Regions from separate parts of the Mus musculus genome. Here region 2 is linked to region 1. The links are chromatin contacts, found by Hi-C or POLR2A ChIA-PET in ENCODE. All regions are on one chromosome and are shown on one strand. The core of a region is the stretch at or near the end of the contact, and the rest is flanking DNA. Distances in the headings are between cores, read along the strand shown.

The links. Hi-C counts contacts between places; a loop is a spot of excess contacts on that map. ChIA-PET counts read pairs that join two places held with the same protein, here RNA polymerase II (POLR2A).
Region 2: POLR2A ChIA-PET joins it to region 1 with 21 read pairs in Patski. The contact joins the enhancer-like site here to the promoter of Aup1 in region 1. A Hi-C loop is called at or near these places in 8 of 37 maps with a recorded cell type or tissue (CH12.LX, CH12F3, T-helper 17 cell and 5 more). POLR2A ChIA-PET finds 5 or more read pairs at or near these places in 2 of 5 experiments (Patski and embryonic stem cell).

The regions. Positions count from the first base shown.
Region 1 is chr6:83,051,147-83,056,977 of GRCm38, forward strand. It overlaps Aup1 (ancient ubiquitous protein 1), which reads left to right and starts at 3,375. Exons shown (of 12, transcript NM_007517.4): 1 at 3,375-3,686; 2 at 3,765-3,902; 3 at 3,983-4,133; 4 at 4,360-4,544; 5 at 4,752-4,824; 6 at 4,921-4,994; 7 at 5,222-5,288; 8 at 5,396-5,498; 9 at 5,613-5,732. The coding sequence starts at 3,550. It overlaps Htra2 (HtrA serine peptidase 2), which reads right to left and starts at 3,425. Exons shown (of 8, transcript NM_019752.3): 1 at 2,775-3,425; 2 at 2,467-2,671; 3 at 2,183-2,377; 4 at 1,892-1,924; 5 at 1,552-1,657; 6 at 1,327-1,396; 7 at 596-691; 8 at 120-488. The coding sequence starts at 3,280. The coding sequence ends at 323. Loxl3 (lysyl oxidase-like 3) reads left to right here. Exons shown (of 14, transcript NM_013586.5): 14 at 1-1,420.
Region 2 is chr6:83,013,327-83,019,305 of GRCm38, forward strand. All of the region lies in intron 7 of M1ap (meiosis 1 associated protein), which reads left to right. All of the region lies in intron 2 of Gm32644 (a long non-coding RNA gene), which reads right to left. Among named protein-coding and RNA genes, the nearest start is that of Gm32644, 6.2 kb to the right of the region's middle. Within about 2 kb of position 4,170, at least 1 of the 3 ENCODE cell types and tissues checked has a DNase peak (open chromatin) inside an H3K27ac peak, as active enhancers do.

The sequences.
Region 1 (5,831 bases), core at 2,125-4,624:
GGCAGCAGCTCATTCTCTTGAATAGGGGAGGTCAAGAGGGTCAGCTCCCATCGCTCTCCGTTCTCCTAAGGACCGCGTTACCTCTAGCCATTTGGTGGGGGAGAAGATCCAACCCCCACTTTTGACTGTAACATGTTGCTAGGTATAATTTTATTTTATATAAAATGTGTTCTTCGGAGCCCAGGACTGATGCAGCGGTTAGAGGGACTTGCCCTCCGCAGGTTCACTGACTCCTCCTCTACCCACATGCACTCAGAACCTAGGCTAGGAAAGCAAGGAGGAGATCAGGGCAAGAGCTTCACACTCTTGCCGGTCCAGTCATTCATTCTGTGACCTCGGGGGTCACATATAAGGTCAGTGTCTCTGATCCGCGCCGGATCCGCACTGCCAGCTGTGATTGGGTTCGAACAGCTTCATAAACATCTTCAGCATTTTGTGCCAATTTCTCCCCAATGGCCAAGATCACATCACCAGGCCGCAGACCAGCCCTGTGGAGGATGGACGGGGCAAGGAGAGAATAGACAGAGAAGTTCAAGGATACATCCACCCATCCCATCCCACCCAACCCCCCCCCCCAGAGCACGCTCCCCATCACCTGTGTGCGGGGGAGCCCAGGATAACTTTATGAATGAGGACACCATGCTGAACATCAGGGAAGCTTGGCTCACGGAGCTGTAGTTCAATAAGGATGCTGAAAGGGCACAGACACTATTAGCTCCACACAGGCCCTCTCCCATCTTAATAGTTCACCTTCTGCCTTCTAGAGCTTAGGAAGTGGGATATACACATAAAAGATAGCTAATTTCGAAAGATACATGGTGTTGATCAACTTCACTTCTGTCATCCTGAAGGGTTAGAACTTAAGCTGAGCCTAGAAGGGTGGGTCCTACCACCTTACGAAATAAGGTATTGAGACATAGAAGTGGAAAATGAAAGTAGTTCCGAAGAAACGGCAAGCTGTCTGGAAGGATAACGAGATGGGTGGGAATGGGCGGGAATGGGCCTCCAGTGCTAGGTCAATGTTGGCTTTACATCACAGCAATAGCAGGATGTACTCAATCTACTGAAAGATCCAGATGCAGTGGGATGAGAAAGTTATGAGAGGGAACAGTGCTTGTGACAGAAGACAACAGCTTATCTTAGGAAAAAACAGACATGAGAGAAAACCCAAGAAAAGGATAGGGTGTGTGTATGGTGTGTGTGTAGGGGTGTGTGTGTGTATGTATGTATAGGTGTATATATATATACATATATATAGATATATGTATATATCACCACACTAACATACATATATATGTATATGTATATATCACCACACTAACATACCTGGGAGTCAGGGTCAGCATCATCACTCCAATGTAGCGGCGCTGGGACCCACTGGTTCCAAACCAGGAATCTGTAATAAAAGAGGACAAATGAACCGCCCCCCAGCTACATTCTTTCCCTTACTTTCTACCAGCACACCCCTCTATACCAAGCCCCAGTGAATGCCCTCCCCTAAGTCCCATCCTCCATTTTAAAGGAACCCCTTTCCCTGTAAGACAGGCTCACTTTTCTTTTCCCCGCGATGCAGAAACTCCCTAAGGCGATCAGAAGGGATGGCAAAGGAGATTCCAGCTGTCACCTTCATGGTGTTCACTCCAATCACCTCCCCATCCTGCAGGGACACAGCCCCCTGTCCCCTAGCCCACACAGATGGCAGAGGATGGGGGCACCTGAACAAGAGTAGCAAGGATTTGGGGACAGAAGTCTGTCTGTCTGTCTGTCTGTCTGTATACCAGGAGAGGAACAAGAGACTAGAGACTTAGCTAAAATTCCCTAAATCAGAGGAAAACCCACACTTCCCACACTAACCTGGGGCATGGATTCTTAGAAGAACACGGACACTCACCAGGTTAACCAGGGGACCACCAGAATTTCCAAACTGTGAGATAAAATGAAAGAAAACATCAAAAAGATCTGGAATCCCATGCTCTGGGAATTCTAAGACCGAGGACATAAACAGGGTGTAGGGAAATTTTTCAAATTCCATTCCTAGCACATGAACTAGAGAGGCTGCCTTTTGCAGCCCAACCTCTGATACAGGCCCAGTCACCACCACGTGTCAGTTGGTGCTCATACCCAACAGCTGTTCTCCCCAATTCCAACCTTAGCACCTAATTTCCCTCATATCAGGACGCACATCAATAGCTGCATCGGTCTGAATGTATTCCACGTTGTTTTGAGGGAGTCCCAGGTCCCTGGCTGGGCGCTGAGCAGAGCTGACAATACCAGATGTGATCGTGTTCTGCAGTGCAAAGGGGCTTCCCATGGCAACAACAAACTCCCCTTGCCGGACATCAGCAGAGCGGCCGAGGGGCAGTGTGGGAAGAGGCTCCTTAAGGGAAACAAGGCCAGCAAAACTGGTCATTTTAAGAAGGGAGCAAGAGAACAGCTGCCATCAGATCTGGCCTACTCCATCCCCACCTTGGTTTGAATCCTCAGTGTGGCAATGTCTGCTACGGGATCCACAGCTGTGACCATGGCCTCATAAGTATCCCCGCTAGGCAGCCTCACTCGTACTCGGCGCCGATCAGCCACCACGTGGGCGTTGGTAACGATGAGCCCATCTGAAGCCACTACGAATCCTGATCCGTTTGAGATGGGGACTTCACGGCCGGAGAAAGGGTGCCTGGGATGGGGAAAGTACCCATTACACTGCAGCTTCCACCTCATCCTGCTCCCTTGCCTTCACTAACGGCAGTTCAACACCTCCTGGTCAACTTCACCATTACCGGTCTAGGATCTCGATATAGACCACAGCAGGGGCTGTCTTCTCCACCACATCTGCGATGAAATTGTACTGGCTCCGGGGAGAAGTGGGTGGCGGAGCAGGAACAGCAGCCAGCACCGTGGAAAGACCCCGACCCCAACCCCACAACAGCAGCACCACTGCACCTCCTGCGCCCACCGCCACCGCCAGCCATTCGCGCCGACGGCTTCCAGGGCTCCTGCGGGCCTCCTGGTCACTGGAGCCTGAAGTCCCCACATTCAATCGTGCCCAGAGATCCGGGGTCCTAGACGTCAGATCTGCCCGTGATGCAAGGAACCCCTCAGGCACCTGGGCCGGGAGACTGGGGGTCCCATAAGTCATCCAGATCTGAGAGTCAGGAGTTCCTGACGTCAGCAGAGCCCGGAGGTCAGGAGCTAACAGGGGAGGCTTCCTCCAGAAGATGCCCCCCAAAGCCCGCCATGCCCGAAGGCTCCAGTTTGCACCCCGCCCCGCTTTCAGCGCAGCCATCAGCTCCGCCTCGACTCTCCTCGCCCGCCCTACTCAGAGGCGGTCCTCTAGAACCCGGCAAGCGGTCTAGGAGAAGCAGGGCACGACGGTAGCTGTTCAGCGCATGCCGGGAAACGTAGTCCCGTCAGGACGCGCTCCTCTCCAGCATACGCACACGCTCACACACAAACACACACACATACACACACATTCCCCGGGGCCGCGAGGCATGCTGGGAACGCTAGCCCTTCCGGGGCGCCTCCGGGCCTCAGGTTCTGGCGTCTCGGCGGATGCCCAAAGACTCCGCCTTCCCAGGGGCCCCCGCGGCCCTGCGAAGATGGCGGCGACAGCGGCCCCGCTCTCCTGAAGCGGCTGCGATGGAACCTCCCCCAGCTCCGGGGCCGGAGCGGCTCTTTGACTCGCACCGGTAAGCGCTGCGGAGGGAAGAGACCGGTCAGCGCGTCCTGTCAGCTTCGGCGCCTGATCGCGTCGCCTCTCGCCACAGGCTCCCGAGTGACGGCTTCCTGCTGCTCGCGCTACTGCTCTACGCGCCGGTCGGCCTCTGCCTCCTGGTCCTGCGACTCTTCCTCGGGCTCCACGTCTTCCTGGTCAGCTGCGCTCTGCCCGACAGCGTCCTCCGCAGGTGCGGACCGCGGCGCCCGGGGGAGCATCGGGGCTGGGCTGGGCTCTGGACCGCACGGTCACCGCCGCCTGTGTCCCCAGGTTCGTGGTACGAACCATGTGTGCGGTCCTGGGGCTCGTGGCCCGGCAGGAGGACTCCGGACTCCGCGATCACCGCGTCAGGGTCCTTATTTCCAACCACGTAACACCTTTTGACCACAACATAGTCAACCTCCTCACCACCTGTAGCACCGTGAGTGGGGGGCGAGGCCGAGAGCGCCACCGGGTGGCTCCCCAGGCCCAAGCTCAAGGCTCCCCTTTACCCATTGGGATTCTCTTGGGGAACACCGAGCCTTTCCCCCAGCCCCTTAATCGCCACCTCACGTGTCACCCTTTTCCTCTTTCTTTCTGTCTTTTCCTTTCTCTTTCTCTTTTTGACATTTCCTTCCATTCTTCTTGCTTTTTCTCCCCGTTCTCAGCCTCTACTCAATAGTCCCCCCAGCTTTGTGTGTTGGTCTCGGGGCTTCATGGAGATGGATAGGCGGGTGGAGTTGGTGGAGTCACTCAAGAAATTCTGTGCTTCCACGAGGCTTCCGCCCACACCTTTGCTGCTCTTCCCCGAGGAAGAGGCCACCAATGGCCGAGAAGGGCTGCTGCGTTTCAGGTGGGTAAGCGCAGGCATCTGGCTCCAGTTGAGTGGGTGCCCTAGTTCCTTTCCTGTCTGCCCACTTTTAGCCCTGCCCTCGAAATTCTTAATTCCTCAGTTGTCTGCTTATGGAGTTGGACAGTTTACTAGTTTAAGTCAGATATAAGTGGTTGGCTGGGCTAGGCTGAACTCCCATACTACTCGCTCTCTCTCCCTCTCTCTTAGTTCGTGGCCATTTTCTATTCAGGACGTGGTACAACCTCTTACCCTGCAAGTTCAGAGACCCCTGGTCTCTGTGGTGAGTGCATGCTGGACAGGGACTACTCTGGGGTCTGGAAGGGAAGTTTCCCACCTGTGGCCCTGGCTTAGACCTCACTTCATGCCCTCCCCTCAGACGGTGTCAGATGCCTCCTGGGTCTCAGAACTGCTGTGGTCCCTTTTTGTTCCTTTCACGGTGTATCAAGTAAGGTACTAACTGTCCTCCGTTTTTGGTGGCTGGGAAGGTGTTCACCTCAAGGGCATGGAAGTAGTGACCACTATCCTGTCTGCCTGTGGTTTGTTAATGTCGAAGTTCTAACAGAAGCAACACTTATCTTCATCTCCCTACTCTCCCCACCACTGTTCCAAGATAAATGGGGAAGGGCCATACCCTTAGCCCCTGTCGACTTAACAGGGCAGGGCTCTGGTTTTTGTAGGTGGCTTCATCCCATTCGTCGACAGCTAGGGGAAGAGAGTGAGGAGTTTGCGCTCCGTGTACAACAGGTGGTAGTGAACAGGGGTGTGGTGGAAGTGGGGGGGTCCCTCCCTCCTGGGGAGAAGGGGAAGAAGACCTGACGAGGCTACAGCTATAACCTTCCAATTCTCCCTAGCTGGTGGCCAAAGAATTGGGCCAGATAGGGACACGGCTCACTCCAGCAGACAAAGCAGAACACATGAAGCGACAAAGACACCCCAGATTACGCCCCCAGTCAGGTGTGTGATCTGGGCACAAAGATGCTTGCTGCGCTTGGTGGTTTTGCTTCCCTCCTTACGCGTGTCTGCCTCTCTCAGTAATCCACTCACCTCATTTTTTTTTCTTTTAAACAGTGCAGTCTTCTTTTCCTTCTCCTCCCAGCCCTTCTTCTGATGTGCAGCTGACCACTCTCGCTCACAGAGTCAAGGAGGTTCTGCCCCATGTGCCATTGAATGTCATCCAGAGAGACCTGGGTATGGGAAAGGGTAGCATCACAGAATGGCAGACACAGGAAAATGGGTCTCAACAGAGAAGGGGTACAGGGAGTGGACACTCTGCCCCTCTCTTCCCAG
Region 2 (5,979 bases), core at 2,920-5,419, 37 kb before region 1:
TTGTGTGTTCAGAACCCTAACAAACACAGTGACCTCCTGCGGTCTAGTGCCTACAGGATGACATATTAAAAAACATTATTCAGTGACCCAAAAGAAATTTTTAACTAATTAATTTGTGTTTTCAAAAACACCAGAGAAGAGCCCTCTTATAACTACAATGGCATAGAAATGAATAGACTTTTCTCCTTCACTCAATAATTATCTGTAACCCAGAGATGCTGTCCCTAAGCCCTTTTACACACATGCGTGCACACACAGTCACTCTCACCACATCCTCTGGGCCTGTTCTTTGCCTTCCTCCTCCCACTCAGCCACAGAGTCTACACTGACTTAGCTTCTCTGACATAATTTGCAGCATTGTGAGGTCTTGTGTAAAATATTCAAGGCCAGCGCTAGCAAGGCTTCTGTGAGCGGTCAGCAGGAGAGAAAGAAAGGGAAGAGGCACATCTGAGACACGCTAGCAGCTCTTGTCTCTGTCACATCTAACCGAAACTATAAAAAGTGCCTTGCATATTTTTGAGTGCTTAGAACTACATGTGTAAACCTGGCACATATCTGGCGTGTGGTTTACACAGAGTTGTTGGCTACTACTTTTATAATTTCCATTTGTTTCCTCCTGTTTTCTTTTTTTCCTGTTTTGATTTTTTCAGACAGCGTCTACATAGTCTTGGCCTTCCTGTAATTGCTATATAGACCAGGCTGGCCTCGAACTCACAGTGATCCACCTGCTGCTGCTTCCTGAGCGCTGGGATTAAAGGCATGTCTCATCGTGCCTGGCTCTTATTGTTTCCTTTCAATATCATTACATTGTTTGTGTGTGTGTATGTGTGTCTGTGTGTGTGAGAACTCACTCACAAATGTAAAGATCAGAGGACAACTTACAGGAGTCAGTTCAAGCCTAATGACCAGAATTTGATCCCTGGGACCTCCACAGTGGAGAGAATCTATACTTGCAATCACTCCCACACCCCACCCACCCCCACCTCTCTCCTCTCTCTTTCACACACACACACATACACACAAACACACACAACTCACACAGACACACAAACACACTCACACATACACCCATACAAACAAACACATGCAGTTTTAAGCATTTAAGACTCTTTACGGTTAAGCCTTAATCGGTGCCTTTGTTTTTATTCTTTCTTTTGTCTTTTGGTTTTCAAACTTACAGTCCTACATGACTTTTTTTTTTTAACATAACAATATTTAGTAAAAGCCTCACCTTGTGAATAAGTGTATTATAGAGGCTTCAGTTGGTAGAGAGGGCTCGCCCTTCCCTGCACCAGGCAGATAGAGCACTCGGGTACCGTGCTGAGTCACAGCTGGGCAGCCATCCTGCTACAGCTCAGCCTATCTTCCAGAGCTTTCAGCGACAAGCCTGGTGTGCTGCGTGTCTCTCCTCACCCTAAAAGGTCTCAACCCTGATCATTTCCACCCAAGTCTCCTTAAACACTTAGCTTCTCTCACGAATTTCTGCCTCCAAATCCATTTAACTCTAGTATATCACAAATGTCCTAAGTGGAAAACTGGCTTGAGTCACACCCTACCCCACCAGCAGATCTCTGCCAAAAGATCTGCTTCCTTGTAAACATCTCTTAACAGATAGGAATCCTAGATTCTGAGCTCCACCACTATGACTACCACCATCCCCTCCCACTCAAAGTCAACGTATGCCCTCAGGGAAATGGAGCTAGCCTAATTCCTACCTCTCTCTGGATCTTTCTCCTCTAGAGACTATAATTGTACCATTAAATCTGTACTTCTTTGTCAGTATTCAAGGACCAGCTTTATACATTTCCCATTGTATTCTCTTCACATAACATAGATTCCACACTATCTAGCTTCTCTGACTGTCCTGGGAGGGAGAAGCGGTCTGAGGTGATCTCTAGATGCAGACGTAGTTGTTATCATGAGCTCTCATCCACCTTTGTCACCCGACTACACACACACAGCACAGTCTCTAATTCACCCCAGCCACTCCGTGTTTTCACTGCCAGGTTCATGAGCTTCCGCACAAGTCAGAGTATAGGTGAGTGTGTTTGATATTCCCTCTCCTCCACCTCTTCATTTGCAGCAGCTTTCTGGACAAGACACATGCTGCACTAATCAGATCCTAGCCATTGGTGTCAACCTATCAGGCTCCTCGGCTGTAAAAGTTACATAACCTTTCCATCTACACTTTGCACAATGCTTTAAGCCTTAGTCAAATGCAGTCAGAAGTGTACTTTCCATTCCCTGGTTTTTTGTTTTGTTTTGTTCTGTTCTGTTCTGTTCTGTTCTGAAATTTGCTCCATTTCTGTCTTCCTCAAAGTTTGTTTTATTTGGGTATCTGACTTTCATCAGAAAAGATTTACCCAGTCTTTCTGATCAATAGTATTCTCTGTCTTTATATTATATGATAACAGTTCTTGGAGACAAGAACAAACATCTCTCCATTCTACATAGGAAATTGATGACAGACCAAAGTAGAGACACCACTAAAGTCCAGTTTGGTGAATCAATGAGTTCTATTGGGATTCCTTAGGGGAATATGGGCAAGGGGTTACTTACAGGAACAGAAATGACTCAGAGACAGCTGCATTACCAAAAACCCACACCAGCATGGGCGACGGCTCACAAAGGCCTGAAACCAGGAACACAGTGCATAGCTGCAGGCAGCTGGACAAGAGTAGGCAGGGCAGAGTGTTCTTAACAGGTAACTGACTTGGTCTGTGTCTCCTCCAGGCAGCTTGCTTGTTCTGAGCCTCTTCTAAGCAGCTCTTCTCTCAGAAGTCCTTACAGCTTGTATGTTTGAGGGAAAGGGGCTAGTGAGTCTGGTCAGTTTCAGGGACTTCCTAAAAGCTTTGCTTTGTTTACTTCCTGAGCTTAAGGAACATCTCTGAAGGATGGAGTGTTTCATCTCCCTTAGACCATCCTGTTGTCTCACCTTCTTTCTGACATTCTGTGTCTTCAGGAGTTTCTCTCCAAGATGGAAGGTTTTACTCTCAGAGAAAATCACTACACATCTACCAATCTCATAAATTTCACTCTTAGATTAGTCCAGATCATAATGGTCTGTGTCCTTATAGTACTTTGATGCTTTCATAGCCCTATATCTAAAAATTACTCAATTATTTTTAATGTGGCAAAATAAGTAACTAATAATTAAACATGTCTTAATTAAAAGGGGGGGGGGGCGGACAGAGAACTCACTACATAACCCTAGCTGGCCCAGAACTCACTATGTAGACCAAGGTGGCCTTGGATTCACAGAGATCCACCTGCCTCTTCCTCTTGAATTCTGGGATCAAATGTGTAAACTATTGTGCCCGGATAATTTTAGAAACTGAACATTTTATAATGTTGACTTTGGGCTTTAAGCAGTTCCAAGTACTTTACAACTATCAGATTAGTTTATTACCATAACGATCCTATAAAGTAAGAACTGTCTCTGTCTTGCAGATAAGGAAACTAAGGTTCAGGTAAATGGCAGAGCCAGGGCTGAGCCCAAGAAGCTTGCTCCAAGTCCCAGATGCTAAACCGCTCTACAGTCTAGGGGTTCGCTGGCCCACTGACCACAGTAGCCTCTGAAACATACTTGTTACTCAGTAACATCCACTAGGCAGCAGCTCCCAGACTGTATGTCAAGAACCATAGGGTCCCTAGCAACTCTGATGGCCTTTCTAATCCTGGCTCCATCATTGCCCTTCTCCTATCGCCAACTTCCTTAACTTGTTATTCTGTCTTCGCGTGCTTTCTCATTTTTTTTTTCTGTTTGAATAACAACTTCATAAAATATGGTAGGGAATAAAGATATATAGAAGAAATTAAAATTAATTTTCCAAGTCTTTCTGAGATAAATCCCTCCATTGCCAGGAAAATGTTGTTTCAATTACTGGCCCTACTGTGGAGTCCCAGTTATGCAGCCAGTGACTCACTTTCCACATCCTCATTTCTCTCAAAGTTAGCTCTGTGCTAACTAGAAAAAGAAATGAAAACACCACCTCACTCTTTCAGTTTCCTACTTAAAATGTCAGCGTCTCTAGAGACACATTCCTGAGTTTCCAGTCCGTGTCTGCCCCAACTGGCCACAGAAGTGACAGAATTCCAGCCAGGATGTGTCCAGTCTGAGCACACAGGCTATGAGCTGGTTGGGCTGTGAACGGGTGGAGAAACAGAAAGTCCTTGGCTGTGCAGGCCAAGAGTCAAGTCCAGGACTGCAAGCCCAGAGTGGGGTGATAGCAGGTCAAGAGCCTTGAAGAAAAACAGAATGAGGCTAGAGACTAGACTCTGAAGGTCGGGAGGGGAGTAACCATAAAGGCATGAGGTCAATAGGATTCCTGTGGTCCATCCTGGTCTACTTCCCTTGCTTCATTTCACTAGGCTTCTTCTAGTCTCCATTCCAGAGAGAGCAATAAGTTACTAACTGTTCCCAAATACACTAACTTCTTTCACGCCTCTACCGTGGTGTGCTCACCCTTGCCTCTGCCCAGCTCACCGAGTTTTATTCACTTTCTCCAGATTCTGCTTAAATGCCCTCTGTGAAGCTTTCCTACCCCATCAGACCTTGTCCCCACTCATCGCTTGTCCTTTTCCACCCTTGTGTCTGTTGCCACATCTTACCTGGCCATCATAGCACCCATAACAGCGCAGGTTGGTCCACAGCTCTCTACTGTGCTAACTGTCATGCTGCTGTTTTCTTATGCCAAAGTCAGAAAGTACCAGTTCCCGTGTGCCATGTTGTTAGTATACCTGGCATCTTCATGGATGTGCCTCACCCGGAGTCAGATACAGAATCCTAACCTCCTAAAAGACCTCTGGTCTTCAGTATGTCTCCAGTACATTATTGTAGATAATGGGTAAGACCAGATATATTTGTTTCTGCTCTTCTGTTGCTGTGAAGAGACACCAAGACCACAGCAAGTCTTATTTAAAAAAAAAAAAAAAAAAAGCATCTAAACCAGGCAGTGGTGGCACACACCTTTCATCCCAACACGCAGGAGGCAGAAGCAAGTAGATCTCTGTGAGTTTGAGGCCATCCCGGTCTACAGGGTGAGTTCTAAGGCGGCCAGGACTACACAGAGAAACCTTGTCTCAAAAAATGAAAAGAACAAAGAAAGCATTTCACTGGGGCTAGCTTACAGTTTCAGAGGCCTAGTTCATTATCATCATGTCAGAGACCATGATGGCATGCAGGCAGACATGATGCTGGAGAACTAGCTGAGAGTTCTACATCTGGATCAGCAGACAGCAGGAAGAGAGAGCCACTGGGCCTGGCTTGGACTTTTGAAACCTCAAAGCCCACCCTCAGTGACACATTTCCTCCTACAAAACTACACCTCCTAATAGCGCCACCAATGACTAAGCACTCACAAGTATGAGCCTGTGGGTGCCGCTCACATTCAAACCACAGCGTGCCACTGTTTACCACTGAGTTAGAATCTTGAGGGAGTTTTGTGCAGGTAGGGAGTTGTTTGCTTGTTTATTTGTTTTGAAACAGAGTCTTACACTGTAGTCCAAGTTGGCCTGGAACTCACTACCTAGCCCTGGCTGGTTTTGAACTTGTGGTGATCCTCCCCGCATCTGCCCTCCCCTGTGTTCTAATCATAGGCACAAGCCACTACAGTGGGCAACTATGAGGTTCTTTTTCAATTTTGTTGTTTTATTTTGGTTTTAGCACTTTGTCAAGATAAGGAAGTACTACCCTGATTCCTAGTTTGTTGTTTGTTTTTAATGTCTCTCTCTCTCTCTCTCTCTTTCTCTCTTTCTTTCTTTCTTTCTTTTTTAAATAAAACCTACCAGGTAACTATATAGAGGTTTCTTTCTCTTTACTTTATTAGCATATGTGGTGGTTTGAATAAGTATGAACTCCATAGACTTGTGTGTTTGAATGCTTGGCCCATAGGGAGTGGCCATATTAGGAGGTGTGGCCTCGCTGGAGGAAGTGTGCTCCAGTGCAGGCAGGCTTTGACGTCTTATATGCTCAAGCTA